Linked DNA regions of Homo sapiens: region 1 is linked to region 2. A link is a loop called in an ENCODE intact Hi-C map of the cell type or tissue named here. Cell type or tissue: PC-9. All regions are shown on one strand.

Evidence for each region. Peaks named below come from ENCODE experiments on the same cell type or tissue, not always from the same donor. Only the 100,000 strongest peaks of a DNase experiment are listed, where the experiment ranks them.
Region 1: it touches region 2 in a loop (5-fold over the local background); 2 of 110 quality-filtered maps call a loop at or near these places.

What each region holds. Positions count from the first base shown.
Region 1 is chr20:48,135,288-48,143,287 of GRCh38, forward strand. No RefSeq gene overlaps it. Among named protein-coding and RNA genes, the nearest start is that of LINC01522, 150 kb to the left of the region's middle. In PC-9, no CTCF peak of the experiment used is centred here; a DNase peak (open chromatin) is centred at 4,334; H3K27ac peaks cover 757 bases.
Region 2 is chr20:47,919,164-47,927,163 of GRCh38, forward strand. No RefSeq gene overlaps it. Among named protein-coding and RNA genes, the nearest start is that of LINC01523, 60 kb to the right of the region's middle. In PC-9, no CTCF peak of the experiment used is centred here; DNase peaks (open chromatin) are centred at 2,359, 3,298 and 6,650; H3K4me3 peaks cover 505 bases; H3K27ac peaks cover 5,128 bases.

The sequences.
Region 1 (8,000 bases), 220 kb after region 2:
TCCCATCCACCCCTGGCCTGAGGAGTCACGCCCTCGGAATTTTGCTTTTAGACTTTTACTGGGCCCAGGGTGGGTTATGAACAGAAGCAGAATGGCTACTGCCCAGCAAGGCGTGTGCTGTTCCACTCAGCTTTGACCACCCAGGATCAAGTGAATTAGCACAGTGCCTGACAAATCCTGAGGGTAGCTATTATGAATATGACCATGTTGTGTTTCCTCTCCTGTTTTCAGTTTTTGGGAGATCAGAAACTCGGCTTACCTTTGTATTCTAAGGGCCTAGAAAATTTTTGTCCTATAATTGTGGCTCAGTAAACATGTTTGTTGATTTCCTCATGAGTGAGATACTCAACAGAGCCCTCTGTAAACAGGAAAATATTTACATCATTGGGAATGCACTTGGCTGCAGTTTCAGAACACCTGACTAGCTCCGTCTTGTGCTCTTTTTAGACAGCACCTTGTCTCATTTGAACAAGACATCTGGAGCCTGGAGATCCCAGGGCTGATATGGCAACAGTGCGATGCCCCCCATGGATATGGGGTCGTTCCATGTTTCTTCCCTGCCTTCCTCAGCATGTTAACCTTTCAGCTTCACATCCGCATCCTCATGGTCACAAGATGGCTGACAAGCTCCAGCTCTCCCATCCCTAGAAAGGTAAAAGAATCAGGGTTAAAAAGCTCTGTCATGAGATTTTGTCAATTTTTATTTCAAAGTGGGCAACCGCCCAACATACTTCTCTTTACACCTCATTAGCCAGAACAGATTCACATGGCAACTCCTGCACCAGTCACTGGCAAAAGGAAAGGGTGAACCATGGTGGTTTTAAGCCAGATTAATCCTCTGTGACTGAAGACAGGCTAGCTTCTCTGAGATTTTGAGATCCCCATCTCTTTTCTTGACACAAAATTGGGGATCTCTGTGCAGAGAAGAAGCAGGAGGTGATGGCTGTTTTGTAGACCACCAAGAATGTCAATGACTACTATGACTGCTGTAATTGTCGCTAGAAGATCTTACTAACCCTATGGAAATTTCACCCCCTTATGATCAGCTCTACTGTAATAAAGTGGATGATGGTAGGACCAGGAGCAGTAGAAGACCTGGGGTATAGTCCTGGCTCTCCCCAGGCTGCAACACAGACGATGGCATTTCTAGAATGTGCTCTTGATACAGAAAGGCTGGATTCCCAGCTAAACCTTACCCTTAAGCCTGGAATCATGGCCCTAAGTGAAAACAGCTGACCTCCTTTTTCCCCCCAAATGTTGCCTTTTTTACCTGCCCCGCCCCTATCCTGTGCCCATTAAAGACTTCAGCTGGCAAAGCAACGCAAATGGCTGAGCGTCGAGGATAGAAGTGGCTGAACAGCGAGCAGAGAAGCAACTGAGCATCGGAGGTTGGAGATAGATGCAGCTAACTTCAGATACTGTGGTTTTAGAGAGGGGCCTGGCCAGAGACGGCTGGGTTCCAGGGACAGACCACCTTCCCATCCCCTTTCCAGCCTCCCTTTCCACTGAGAGCTGCTCGCTGCTCAATAAAGTCTTCTACATTCATCACCCTTCAAACAGTTCATGTGACCTGGTTCTTCCTGGTTCGTCGGACAAGAACCCGGGTGCCAAGAGGGCAAGGGCTGTCACCCTGACCCTCCACTGAGTCGGTTGGTACTTGGCCATCCCTGGACAGCAGAGCTGAAAGAGCATGGGTTGTAACACGCTTGGACTCTACTGCGGGGTCTGCACAGAGTCTGCTCCCGCCAGAGAGGAGCAGCCGGACGGTTCCAGCATGAAGAGTGGCCAGCAATAAGCTGAGTAAAACAAGCTGCTCCAGTTCCCGCCTGCGAAGGGAAGAGGTAGGGACTATCCCATCTCACTATCCCATCTTGCTCTCACTTATAAAATAGGTAGATGGTGTGTAGGCCAGAAGAGGCCCACCTTCTCAGGGGCTTGTGGAAACATAAGGTGATGTTTTTGTTGTCACAATAGCTGAAAGGCACTGCTGGCATTCCAGGGGACGGGATCAAGGACATTAAGTCTCTTGCAATGCTTTCAAATGCCAGTAGCACCTGCTGATGCTCTCTGACATTTATTTCAGCTCAGAAAGCCTCCCCCATTCCTCCTTCCTCCCCATCCCTCCTTCCTCTGTGGTCCCAGCTTACGCCAGTCATCGCCAGCCACTTGCCCAGCTAGGCTCCTGCGGCAGTCAAAACCCCATCCTCATGCCTAGGAACCTGCTGAGACTTACCAGAGGCCACCAGGACCGAGAGGAGCTGTGGGTATTCTCAGGCAGATGAAGGCAATGTCGCGCCATATCCCAGCCTGTGCCCACCCTCTCTGCTGCTGGACTCAGCTCCTGGCGCAGCAGTCACTGGGGTGTTCCCAGCATCTGCCTGGACTGTTCAAGGGCTGCAGCACCCAGTTCCGAGCTAGGGCTCATAATTCAGGTCTACAGAGGTGGAAATTCAGTCCTCTGCCTCTCCTTGCTTCTTTCTGCTTCCAGGACACTGGGCACATTCTTACTTACGAACTTTCCTCCAAGGTGTGATCATGTAGAAGTTGATCATTTATTCATGAGAGCAGATTTTTAGACATGAAATTTCAAAATCACATTTAAGACATATTGCAGATAAGGTCTGCCATTTCCTAGTGTTTGCAGAGGCGGCAGGATGATCTTCAAGTACCTAGCTGGGTGTGGAGGGAGGGCGATGCCCCAGTGCAGACCAGAACTAGGGGATTCAGCATCCACCAGCATTGGAGCACCGTGAGCCTCAGTTCCTGACCAGTGTTCTGGCTGGTCATGACTGTGCTGTGTGGATATTTGAACATTGTCCCTGCAGACATCTCCGTGTATTTCAGGGTGTACAGGTGAAACTGTGTACTAGTCCCCACCCCCAGTGCTTTCACCTGGCATTACTCAACCCTGCCTGAGATGGTGAGTGTGATCTGGGGGAGGGGGTTGCTGGGCATTTTCACCTTGTCCCACCAGGTCCACCCACCCTTCCTCCCTCCCGCTCTCTGTCCTGGGAGGCTGATACATATGTACCACAGCATGGCCCTTGTGGCCTCTGGCTTCTGGGTGTGGCTGCTGGGGGCTTTGCAGGCGGCTGCGGGAGGGCAGGGAGTTGACATCACAGACTGTGCCTGTGGGGTAAACATGGCCTGGCTATGTCCCTTGACTAGAGACCCCAGCTGCCTCCCAGGCCACGTTCTCCACTTGACTCTCCTCTCCCAGCCTATATCACCTACCCCTTCCGGGGATCCTTTGGACCCAAGCGAGCAACAGCCCCTACCTCTCCAATTCCTGGTCCCAGGCGCTTGCACTCTCCCTCCTGCTGAGCCCCTTACCACTCGCTAAGCAATCCCCATGGGCACATGCCCTCCACTTCCAGCTGGAGTCCTGGCACAAAGGGGAGTTCGATACCGACTGAGACTGAGTGTCCACCACAGAGGCAAATGGGGACCTAAAATGAAAATTCAGTTGAGTTACAGAAAAACTGAGGAGCGGTGTTTCTAACCGGCCTGGGCTTTTGGGTTGGATTCACGCCCACTGCAGCAGTGTGGACATTGTAGACGCTCTGAAGACCAGCATCCATTCCTTTACTTGGAGCACATCTAGTGGGCAACCTGACAGCGCCTTGTCATCTCCTGGGAAGCTTTAAAAATGCTGATGCCTGGGCCCCACTGCAGAGAGTGTGGGGTGCAGCCTGGATGTGGGATCAGGGGCCCCCAAGTGGTGCTAAGGAGCATCCAGGGCTGAGCCCACCAAGCCAAACGCTGGGGCTCTAGAGGCAAACACAGCCTGTCCTGTGCTTAAGGACCCCACATTCTGAGAAGGGAGGCCAAGAAGTTACTCACTGAAACATAATGTTACCAGAAAGGGGTCCCAATGCCCCAGGAGAGGGTCCGTGGACCTCATGCAAGAAAGAATTTGGGGCCAGTCCATAGAATAAAGCAAAAGCAAGTTTATTAAGAAAGTAAAGAAATAAAAGAAGGGCTACTCCATAGGCAGAGCTGTGACATGGGCTGCTGGGCTGAGTATACTCATAGTTATTTCTTGATCATCTGTTAAACAAGGCGGTGGGTTATTCATGAGTTTTCTGGGAAAGGGGTGGAGATTTCCTGGAACTGAGGGTTCCTCCCCTTTTTAGACTATATAGGGTAACTTCTGGACATTGCCATGGCATTTGTAAGCTGTCATGGTGCTGGTAGGAGTGTCTTTTAGCATGCTAATGCATTATAATTAGCGTATAATGAGCAATGAGGACAACCAGAGGTCACTTCCATCCCCATCTTGGATTTGGCAGGTTTGGGCTGGCTTCTTTACCACATCCTGTTTTATCAGTGCAATCTCTGTGACCTATGTCTTGTGCCAACCTTCTATCTTATCCTGTAACTAAGAATGCATACACTCCTAGGAATGCAGCCCAGTAGGTCTCAGCCTTATTTTACCCAGCCCCTATTCAAGATGGAGTTGCTCTGGTTCAAGTGCCTCTGACAATCATGGGGCAGGTGTCCAAGTGGAAGGGCGCTCTGGGGGCTCTGAGAGCCCTGAGAGGCGCTGGCCCTGTGACATGGAGAATGGGTTGGGCAACACTTCTTGGAAGTAACAGCGTCAAGCCCTGTAAGCCAGGTGAAAGAGGGAATGGAGAAAGGCACTTCAGTTAAAGGGGGCAGGAAAGGCAGAGTTCCCCAGGGGTGGGTGAGAACTTTCTGGAGTGTCCGTAGACTCTGCTTAAAATCCTGCTGGGTCTTCCCAGAGTACTTAGAAGAAAAAAAAATTCCCAGCCACAGACAGCCATGGCGTGGCCATTGCCCACCTCCAGACCTCCTCCCCAGCCACAGAGCTCCACCATGCACAGCTTGTGTGTGTTAAACACATCCAAGCCTCAGGGCCTTTGCACCTGCTATTCTCTCTGCCTAGAGTGCAGTCCCTTCCTGCACCCCCACCTTACTCCAGTTAATTTTCAACATTCAGACTGATCTCGGTGTCTTCCCTCACTGAGGGACATCACCCCACCACCTCACCACTAAACTCCTCCCCAATCTGTTTTTTTTAAGTTTTGAGACAAAATCTCACTCTGTCACCCAGGCTGGAGAGCAGTGGTGCAATCTTGGCTCACTGTAACCTACGCCTCCCAGGTTTAAGCAATTCTAATGCCTCAGCCTCCTGAGTAGCTGGGACTACAGGTGCACCCCATCATGGCTGGCTAATTTTCCTCCCCAATCTGAAAGTGCCTGCCCACCACCCCCACCCTGTTACCGTTGGCCACATCTCCTTGGTTATGTCCTTCAGAGCATGAATGTCTCATAATGCAAATTTACGCTTCTCAAAACAAAAGAGCATCCAGGGAGCATCTCCCTAATCCAAAGGGATGCTTTGTGAAGGTGAGTTTTGAACTGTGTGGCCTTGTCAGGGGCATTCTGAGGGCCTGAGAGGTCTTCTGCAGCACCCCCTGAGGGTCTCTGGTCATTGTGAGGCTGCTCTTTACTGGACAGCAGATCGTATGATATGACAAAGAGGAATTTTGTTTTTTTAACAATGTGCAGTGACAGGTTTATCTAGTGAGTAAAATAAAGGCCATGTTTTGCACTTGACTTTGTCATTGTTCCAATTCATGGTTGTTTGGCTGCCAGTGAAAGAAATCTAAACAATGGCTAAGACAATGAGAGTTTCACTTGTCTTACAAAAGGGAAATCTGCAGTCAGCATCCAGAGGTGGTATGTAGGCTCCATGTTGCCAAGAGGAAGATGGGTGCCTGCTCTTGTTCTACTCAGCCTCGTTATGGGCATGTTCCTCATGAGCATAGGTGGCTGCTGGTGCACATGCAGCTGACTCTGGCCCCTTCACTTGGCAACACTCACTTACGTCTCCTTGGTCACCTGCTTTGACTTCAAAGATGGCAAGGCTTTTTACAAGCATGCTACTGAAACCACCTTTGCAAAAATTGAGACAGTGAGAAAATTTTGACAGTGAAGAGATCTGACCTAACCAACCTCATTGTGCCTTTAACCTCCAAACTGCCCTTGGTCATTCCTGGGTGTGGGACGAGCTAACTTTGGGAGAAATTCAGTTTGTAGTTTAACCTTAAAACCAGGATGATAATAGCCCTTTCTCAAAACTAAATCATCAGGTTAGGATTATGAGAGGGGCCTGAATCTGCTGAGATGTAAGCATAGTTAAAGGATACCCACCTTTGTTCCAGAGGTCACAAGATTCATAACTTCCCCAATTACTCCTGCAGATAACATGACTATTGTAGAATCTAAGATTGACCTTTTGAGACGTCTTTTCAGACTTTTGCATTTCTGAAGACCGGATGACTCTGCCTGGACCCGAGACTTGTGACCCACTGGGTCCTGTGGCCCCACCCACAAGCAAACTCAACACACCAGGACCATTTCCCACACCCCTATGATTGCATCCCCAACCAATCAGCAGCACCCATTCCCTAACCCTCTTCCCACAAACTATCCTTGAAAATCCCTAAGCCCTGAATTTGCAGGGAGGCTGATGTGGGTCATAATACAACTCCAGTCTCAGCTGGCTCTGCATGAATTAAACATTCGCTATTACCATTCTCCTGTCTTGATAAATCAGCTCTATCTGGGCAGCCAGCAAGATGAGCCTGTCGGGTGGTTACACTACTTAGATTTAAATATCAACATATTCAGCTAAAAGAGTTGAAAGCAATTGCCCGAGTGTGGAAAAAAGGGGGGGAGGGCAAAGAGAGTGAGAAAATGCTTTTTTAGTAAGAAACCTTATAGAAGTATTTGCTAATCTGTTTGTACATCCCTTGGATTAAATAAATAGAAAAAAAAAAAAGATTGAAGTCATCTGTGAAGTGGCTCTGCAGCCAGTCTTGTCCCTTCCTCCTAGGGGATGGGCAGCAGCTCAGATCCAGGGCCCTCTTCTCCATCTTCCTCCCCCTCCTCCCTCCTCATACACAGTCTGACTGCAGCTTCCCAGCTGGAGCAGAAAGCAAAAGAGAAGTGATTGTACCTAATCACCTAGGTCATTTTCTCAGAAATTGCTTTCTTTTTCACCTTTTTTCATGAGGAACAAAAAGGAACAGGAGAGGCAGCCCAATTGCTGTTCCTGTGAGCTCCGGCTCTCCGCAGGGGGCTGGCCTGAAAGGGCAAATGCCTTTGGAGCAGGCTTCAATCTTCTCTCCCTCTGGAGAGAAGCCTGCCTCAATGCTACTCTACAAAATGAAATGGCCACTTGTGGGGAGGCAGGCAAGTCCGGGCAAAATGCTTTTCACATAAGCATGAGAGAGAAAGAGAGAGCGAGCAAGAGCGCGCACAGCTGCTAACCCGGGTGAGAAGCCCAGATCAACTTCCATTAACTCCTGTGGCTCCAAGTCTTTGAAAGTGTGTCCAAGCTGGACTCACATGGTGATGCCAAAAGTTGACTCTGAGGACTGGAGTTTGAGCCCAGCTTGGGTCTAACTTGCTGTGCAGTCAGGGAAAAGTCATGTAACCTCTCTGGACGTCATTTCTGCATCTGTCGAAGGAGGTGGAAGGATTTCTACTCTGAACGCTGAAAGGGGCAATAGGAAAAGAAAATGAAACCATCGTAATCCCCCCATTTGTAAATTTTGTTAGGGGATATTTGCAACATTTTCTTGGGCTTTATGTCTCAGACAAATGTTCCTTATGTTAGCTCTTAAATAAGGCTGATGTGCTATAATCGTTTCCTTCTTGTCAGTGGTGTACATGGGAGTGATAACTGTGTAACTGAGCATGGTGGCTACTGCTTGGGGAAGGAGGGACATGCACTTGGAGGCAGGTACTCCAAGGGTTTGGCAGCACACACGCAGAGGGCTTCAACCCTCTCCTCATGTCTGGAAGCTAGAAACATGGATATTCATGGTAATATTTTTCATGCCTTTTGTATGTCTACACTGGAGTCATCTACACTGGAGTCTACCAACCTCAGCACTGTTGACATTTTGGGCTGGTTGATTCTCTGTGGTGGGGCTGTCCTGGGCATTGTAGGATGTTTGTCGGCA
Region 2 (8,000 bases):
GAGTGGAAGATGCCTGGGGTACCTCATGTTCCTGGAGGATACTAAGACATTCTGCCAAGAATCCAATGAGCCATGGTTCAAGCCTTGCCTGCATGGCTTATGTTGATATGTGCAAGACCATAAGGGTGCCATGGCAGATTTGTTCCCCTGCATTATTTTGAAAAGAAGGGTAATATGTGTTGGGAGGTTAAAATAAAATTTTGCCACTATAATAACCAGTCCAAAACAACTCCAGGGCTTCAGTCATCTGGGAAAATGGTCGGTAGCTGGCCAGTGGGATCCCTTACCCAAGTAGACATTTCTAGACATTCCCACATGTCTGAAGGGTTGGCATTTTGGAGGGCACATATCCAAGATTTGTGGCTGGTATTTTGTGTAGATGTGGCAGACACTTAAGGGCACTGAGAGTGACAAAGCTGACTTTTACATCAATCTCAGAGCAGGGGAGGGTAGGGCTGAGCAGGATCACAGCTGAATCTGAAATACTTTCCTGGGAAACCCCCACCCTCTCCTCAGGTGTGTGTCTTGTGTTCACAAGGATGATACTGGGATCCTGGTATTTGGGGGTTTCATCTGAGAGACCCTCACACAAAGAACTTTCTGGCACTCTGCTGTTCTGATGTGGAATAATCCTGAAAGTGCGATGCCAGCCACGCCACATGTCACAATGAGAACACAGAGAGAGAGGGGAAAAGAGAGGGTAAGACAGGTGGTGGGAAGTGGATGGCATGTATCAGTGGCTCACTTGGGATTTAATTCCTGACGTCAGTAAGCTTCAGGAGAGCTGAGACCTGCGGCCAGCTACAAACTCTTAAATCTTCCCTCTTTCCAAGACAGAGCTGTATTAGTCCATTTTCACACTGCTATAAAGAACTGCCTGAGACTAGGTAATTTATAAGGAAAAGAGGTTTAATTGACTCACAGTTGTGCATGGCTGGGGAGGCCTCAGGAAATTTACAGTCATGGTGGAAGGGAAGGGGAAGCAAGGCACGTCTTACATGGAGGCAGGTGTGTGTGTGTGTGTGAGAGAGAGAGAGATAGAGAACTTTAAAAACCATCAGATCTCATGAGAACTCATTCACTATCAGGAGAACAGCATGGGGGAATCTGCCCCCATGATCAAATCACCTCCCACCAGGTCCCTCCGTTGACACATGAGGATTACAATTCAAGATGAGATTTGAGTGGGGACACAGAGCAAAACCATATCAAGATCCAAACTCACCATCTCAATAAGGGAAAGGCTGGGGGCCCCTAAACTTCTGTCCTCAGAAGGGGACCCCTAAACTCACTTCACCCTTGGGCTTGAAGTAAATTCTGGAATGGGACTAAGATGAATCAATTAACGTTCTTCCCCTGGGCTTTCTTGAGGGGGGATGCCAAAACTCTGAAAAATCAAGATAAATATTATTGTAATGGAATAGTTTACATGTCAAAACCAAAGCAAGAAAATCCACAAATAACAAAATGTTAAATCTTTAAGGACAGGATCTGTCGTTGAGATTGATGCCTCTAATTTCCTGATTGCTAAACCAATCCTATTCTTAAAAGTACTATGATGAGAACCATGGCTTATTAAAAAAACAAAAAACACCCATCGTGGTGGCTCATGCCTGTAATCCCAGCACTTTGGGAGGCTGAGGCGGGTGGATCATGAGGTCAGGAGTTCGAGACCAGCCTGGCCAAGATGGTGAAACCCCATCTGTACTAAAAATACAAAAAAATTAGCCGGGCGTGGTAGTGGGCACCTGTAATTCCAGCTACTCGGGAGGCTGAGGCAGAGAATTGCTTGAACCTGGGAGGCAGAATTTGCTGTGAGCCGAGATCGTGTCACTGCACTCCAGCCTGGGTGACAGAGCGAGACTCCGTCTAAAAACCACAACAACAACAACAACAACAAAAACACAAAAAACAACCCTAACGAACTAATTTATATCAGAAACAAACCTGTGATATATTTTCTAAAGCAACTGAACAAGATTTTCACAATATTCAATCATCTGAATAGATACTATGTCTGAGTCATTGAGGGGAATGCCCAACTGAGTTAACAGGAATGATCAAACCCGAATTCCCAAGGCAAACCCTTTTGGGGTTCATAAATCCAGCCCCCAGAAATCTTGCAAATTGCCCTCTTTGGGTCGACGCCTGCCCATCTGTCAACTCGGGATCCTCACTCTTTCCTCTGTCCCAAAGGACCCTCCTCTGTGTCTTGCAACACGTTCCAGAAGAGAAGGGTATTTCTCAGGTCTGCAGAAACCCAAAGAAGAAAATTCGTGTTATGATCTGAAGGGAGATGAAAAGCATATTTTAGCAGGGCATTGCAAATGCATTCCGTGCTCATGACAGAAGCATCCAAAATACCTACATTATTTAGAAAGCTGCAGGAGAGGGAAAAATGAATGCAGAATATGTGAACGATTCATTTTGTTTTTTAAAAAATGCAGCCGAGCCAGAAAAAGCTTCACAAATGATCCAAAGACAATATAAAATCTCTTCTGTTTGCAAAGTCAACACGGTAAAGAGATGATTAAACGAAAGCAAACCTGAGACTTAACCTTAAAGGAATTGAGCATTTTAATTTTTTAAAAGGTGGAAAAAATGCCATAAAAGCATGTCTGAAGGTTAAGGAAACTGTTATTAAAATGAGAATTATGAGCTCGGAGCTGTTCGCAGCTCTGTCCCTGGAGTGTGAAATTAGTGACTGAAGGCAGATTTCACAGGCACTTCGTTGGAGCGTGTTGGTGTGGCAGTGGATTTGTGATGGGGCCTCGCCGCCAAGTCCTGCCCACTTGCAAGCTGCTGTCGTTATTCATGCACAGCACAGATAATCATGAATGTCTGGAGCATTTTGCATTTATGTTGAATGCAGCCTCTCTCCTTCCCAGCCGGAGTGAGTTTCGGGCTGTGTGCACGGGTGAAGTGCAGGGGAGGAAGCAGCTGCAAGACCAGCATTCCCACCAAGGCCATATTTTCTCTTTGAAGAAAAAAATCCTTCCATATGGATTACATTCAGCAGAAATGTTGGAAAATATATAGAAAATAGGAATATGGTTTAAATTTTAAACCTTAAAATAGCTCCAAGGGCAACAAGGAATTCTCTGGGTCTGGGTTTCAGGTCTGAAACAATTGATGCTAATGATGTCCACATTCCCCATCACACCGTGATTTTGGAAAGTTGGTTTGGGGAAGTTTAACAGAAGAGAGAAAACTCAGGAAACAGTGAATTGGGAGAAGTTGTTGCATTTCCTCATTCTCTCTCCGTCTGTCTCGTTCTCATCCACTTAGTCACACACGGCAACCAAGCAAAAGTGTAAATATTACTTTTCATGCATTTATCTAGGCATAGTTAGGCAAGCAGAATTGAGCAAGGCCCCAGGTAAAGGGACCCTTTGAAGTAATAGCACTTTTTTGGCTGTTTTGTTGGTCAATTTTTGGGTGCATTATGCTTTTAAGATAGAACTTAATACCAACCATTAAAAAACCACCTCCTTTTCAAAATGAATATTCTCCCTTGTATGGCTTCTTTGGTGATGGTAAGATATTTGGCACCTCCCAAGTGTGGTTTGAACTTTGAACACTCTTGTTGAAAATGTGAGAGGAAATAAAAATCAGCTCACAGCTCTCCAAAGCATACTGCAAATTAACTGTGTATCGGGATGTTTTTCGGAACAAATAACAGAAACTCATATGGCAATTGGCTTAAACAATTACAAAATATGTTGGTTCATATAATCTAGAGGTGATCCAGCAATCCCAAGATGTCTTCACGGATCAGACCCTTTCCATCTCTGCCCTGCTGTTCTGTGTTGACTTTATCCCAAGGCTGGACTTCCTCCTGGGTGAAGAAGAAATCAGGTAACCTTTGCAAGCATTCTCAGAAGAGCAAGCAGGGAGTTTCCTAGAAACCACAAGCGAACCCATTTTTGAATCTTCTTGACCTCAGTTGCATGATATGTGTGCTCTTGACCAAAACCCTATCAATGGAATGACTGGGATCACCCTTAGAACAGTGTTGTAGCTAGGATGGGAGCAGGATGAACTTTCTTGAATCCCTGGGATGCAGGGAAAACAGGATTCCTGAAAAGTGAAGAACTGGGTGTGTGTGTGTGTGTGTGTGTGTGTGTGTGTGTGTGTGTGTGTGTATGGCATTGAAATTTTGGGTAGGCAGTCAACAGTATTCACTACACCTATCAGATTCCAAAGGTATCTTGGTCACCTTGATTAGAACTCTAAATGTGTTTAATGTGTGTATGTACGCATGTTCACATTGTGCTGAATTGGTTAGAATTTCAAATGGATTTGGCATTGTTCTGTATGGACATGGCTTCCTCTTAAAGTTCCTCAATTGATCCACAGGGATTAAAACCATTCAAACCATGGGTAACTTTGGGCTGGAGGGAATCAAATCTCTGTTCTTCTTGGGAGCTTCTTGGAGCTTCTCTGTAGACTGGCTTCCCTTGCTTTCTGGAAGCCTCTGCCCTCACTTCACTCTGTCTTGCCTATGATTTGGGCTGAGAATGGCACAGGGAAGCCTCCTCTTCACATGAATTTAAGCTCCAGAATCTACCACTTACTGGCCATGGAAGTATTGCCCGATGGCTGGACTACTCACCTACATGGAGTTGGGGGTAAGGGGTCAGCTGAATGCACACATCTTGATTCCACCCCCTCAGCTGGGCATGTGACGTAAGCATTATACACACCTCCAAATTGCTCCACCTTAGCTGAGAGCATGTCTTTCTTAACTTTGGAAACCCTAGAGCTGATAGTTGCATACTGGTCATTTAGTAATAACTCACTTAGTGAATAAATGAATGAATTTATTGACCCATGTGGTCTAGGACTAGAATGTAAACTTAATGAGAGCAGCAGTCATGTTTGTTTTTCCTCATTACAACCCCAGTGCCTAGCACAGTGTGTGGCACCCAGTAGACAGCTAATGAAAGTTATGGAATAAACAACCTGCAGGGCAGTCAGAGGATGGAGGTTGAGCACCTGGAATCAAGTCAGAGAGCAGGGTTGAATCCAGACCTCACCACTTTCTGGCTTTGTGACCCTGGGCAAGTTTCCTAAGGTCTCTATGCCTACTTTTTTCCCACCTGTAAACTGGGGATAATAAGAACACCAGATTAGAGAATAATTCCGGAAGATTTCACCAGAGAACACTTGTAAGGTACATAACCTATCGCATGGCACGTGGTAAGTGCCATAGAATTATTCACTATTATCACTTTCTTCTCCATAACCCAGCTTCCATGGCTGTAAACTTTTCTCTGTCTTGTTCACTGCTGTGTCTTCAGTATGCAGCACAGCACCTGGCATATAGTACATGCTCAGAAAATATTTGTTCAATGAGTGAATGGAATTCTGGAGACATACAAAATGAGGATGTTAAGGATTAGACCAAATAAAATCCACCATTCTAGAATTCTGTGGATTGAAATTCTAAGAGCTACTCAATGAATGTGTTGAGTTGAAAGTATTTCTTTGGTTAAATGGTAACTCTCCCCCTCCCCCATTTGTCTGAATGCCCAGATGTTGACGCACTGGGAGAATTTTGGGAGGGCACAAAACCTGTACAGGAGCCACTTCTTTCACTTTCGGGCAACTCTCCTGAGAGACCAAAATCTACCCTACAAAATCCTATATCAACCCTTTGCTTTGTCATTCCAGTTGCGATAGGCGGGAGAGAAATGTTCCGTTTTAATTCTGTGGAAGGTAAAGCAAAGCAATACCCTGGGATACTTGTAACAGTCCAAAACATTCCTGAAATAAAACATTGGTTCTCAAGAGTGCAGGAAATCTTCCATTTTCTTAACATGTGGGAAATCATTTAAAGGCAGCCATCTTGCCGCTTAATTTTGAACTTCCATTAGCCTTTAATAAGAAGATAATCAGTCACTGCAGATCTTGTCTTCCCTACCTCCATAGGAAATAGTCCTCCTGCCATTCAGAGAGAAAAACTATTTATTACATCTCAACTATGTACTTGTCAGACACCTTTCTATGCACTGGGGATGGGAATGTGAAAGTAAAGCTAATTCTTTTTTCGAAGACCCTCAGAATCACACAAAAGCCAAGGTCATGTGTAATGTGTGGCAGATGCTGTTGGTACCCTGCCCGCCTCTCCTAGGTACTCACTGTTCCTATAAATAAATGCCAGTGACATCTACTGTGAGCACCTGCGGCTCTCCGCCTAAGAACTTTCTTTGGTTGTTGGAGTGTGCTCAGCCTGTGTGTGGGGCAGGCTGGAGGTGCCAGAGAGTTAATGCCCCAGGGACAGCCCCTAATCAGTGATGGAAGTGAGCTGGTGGCTCAAAATCCCAGTTTCTTTGCCCTTTGAGTGGGATAATTCACCATGTTCTTCACAGCCTTCAACCTGAACTGCCTATTCTAGAACGTCGTGCCTATTAAGTCACCTTGGATGGTTTCCTTTCTTTTTCACATCTCAATTTCCTATTCCCCTACTGTTCCTTTTATGGCTCCCAAATAAATGACTTTCACTCAAATTTGTCTTCATGCCTGCCTCTGAGAGAACCCTACATAAGACAATCAGTATGGCTCTTCCTACTCAAGGGACGAAAATCTCAGCTCAAGGTTGCTTGAATAAAAGGATTGCTTGAATCATGCTGTGATTCACAGGAAAGCCCGGGGGACATATTGGCTTCAGGTATGGCTAGATTGAAGCACTTAATCGTGTGAACACTGAGTTTCTCTCTAATTCTGAGGTTTTCTTTCTGTTGTATTTGTTTCTTTCTCAAGTTCTATTCTGTGGTCCTAGGAAGTTTCAGTCTCTTCCTTTGGTTCAAAGGAATTGCCTGAGAATTAGCTTCACATTTTGTCAAAGTCTTTTCCAATAGCTCACATAGCAATTCTGAGTTTTGCTCTAATTTTGATTTCCTATCTATTCATTCCTTATGAATGGATTTTCCTTTATGTCCTTTAGCATACCTATAACAGCTACTATAAAATCTTTGCTAATTTGAACATATGAGTTATCTTCAGATAAGTCTCTATTCTTATTTTTTTATGTTGAGTCTTTGTCATATTTTCCTGCAATTTTGCATTATATCCAGAATATTGTGACCAATACAGTAATTCTTGATTCCGTTGTTTTCCTGTGAAGACTGTTGATTTTTTGAGCAAGTGACTAAAGTGGCTGAACTCAAATTGAAAAGATCTTGCGTTCAGTTACTAAAGGTAAAAGAAAAAAAAATGAAAAGGTTTGTGTTTCCTGGAGTGGGAAATAGCTCAAATTTCAGTTCAATTCTGTGGCAACCCTAGCTGGGCTACTTGTAGTCTGCCTACACATATGTGGTTTAGGGACCAGCTAGACATTTGAAAAGTTTATACATAAAATTTGGGGCTCCCTGTCTCTGATGTCTCTCTGCATTTGTAATTTCCCTGCTCCATTCCAGTGGCTATGGTTTCCCAGAGCCTGGTCCTCTGGTTCTTCAAGTGGGTGAGATGACTGATTTTTAGTTGGAGTTTTAGTTGTCCCTCTTTTGCAGACTGAAACCTCCTCTCAGGTGAAAATCTGTCCAAGCATCAACTCCCCTCCCATATCTGTCTGCCTTTCTTCATTGTCCTGTGCTTTCAGGTCGTTGTTTTTAAAATTTTGTCCAGAGTTTATAGCTGTTGTATGTGAGAGGACTCGCCTCCCAGAGGCTTACTTGGCCATAAAAGAAGCATAAGGCCTAGTCTCAAGATTCATTCTGATTGGACCAGCTTAGGTCACATGACTATACCTGGACCAATCACTGTAATCAGAGTAATGATATATACCAATTGGTGAGGGCTTCATTCTTGAGGCCAAGGGACGGGCCACACCAGGTCATGTGAACTGGAAATTGGGAAGGTAAACATCCACAAAAGCTAATAACGTTGAAAGAAAAGAGAATGGATACTGGTCAAGAGACTACAAAGTGCTCTGGATGTGTTTGCAGATGTTCAGCATATATTAGCATTTGTCCAGTGATGGACGTCTGACCACTGCT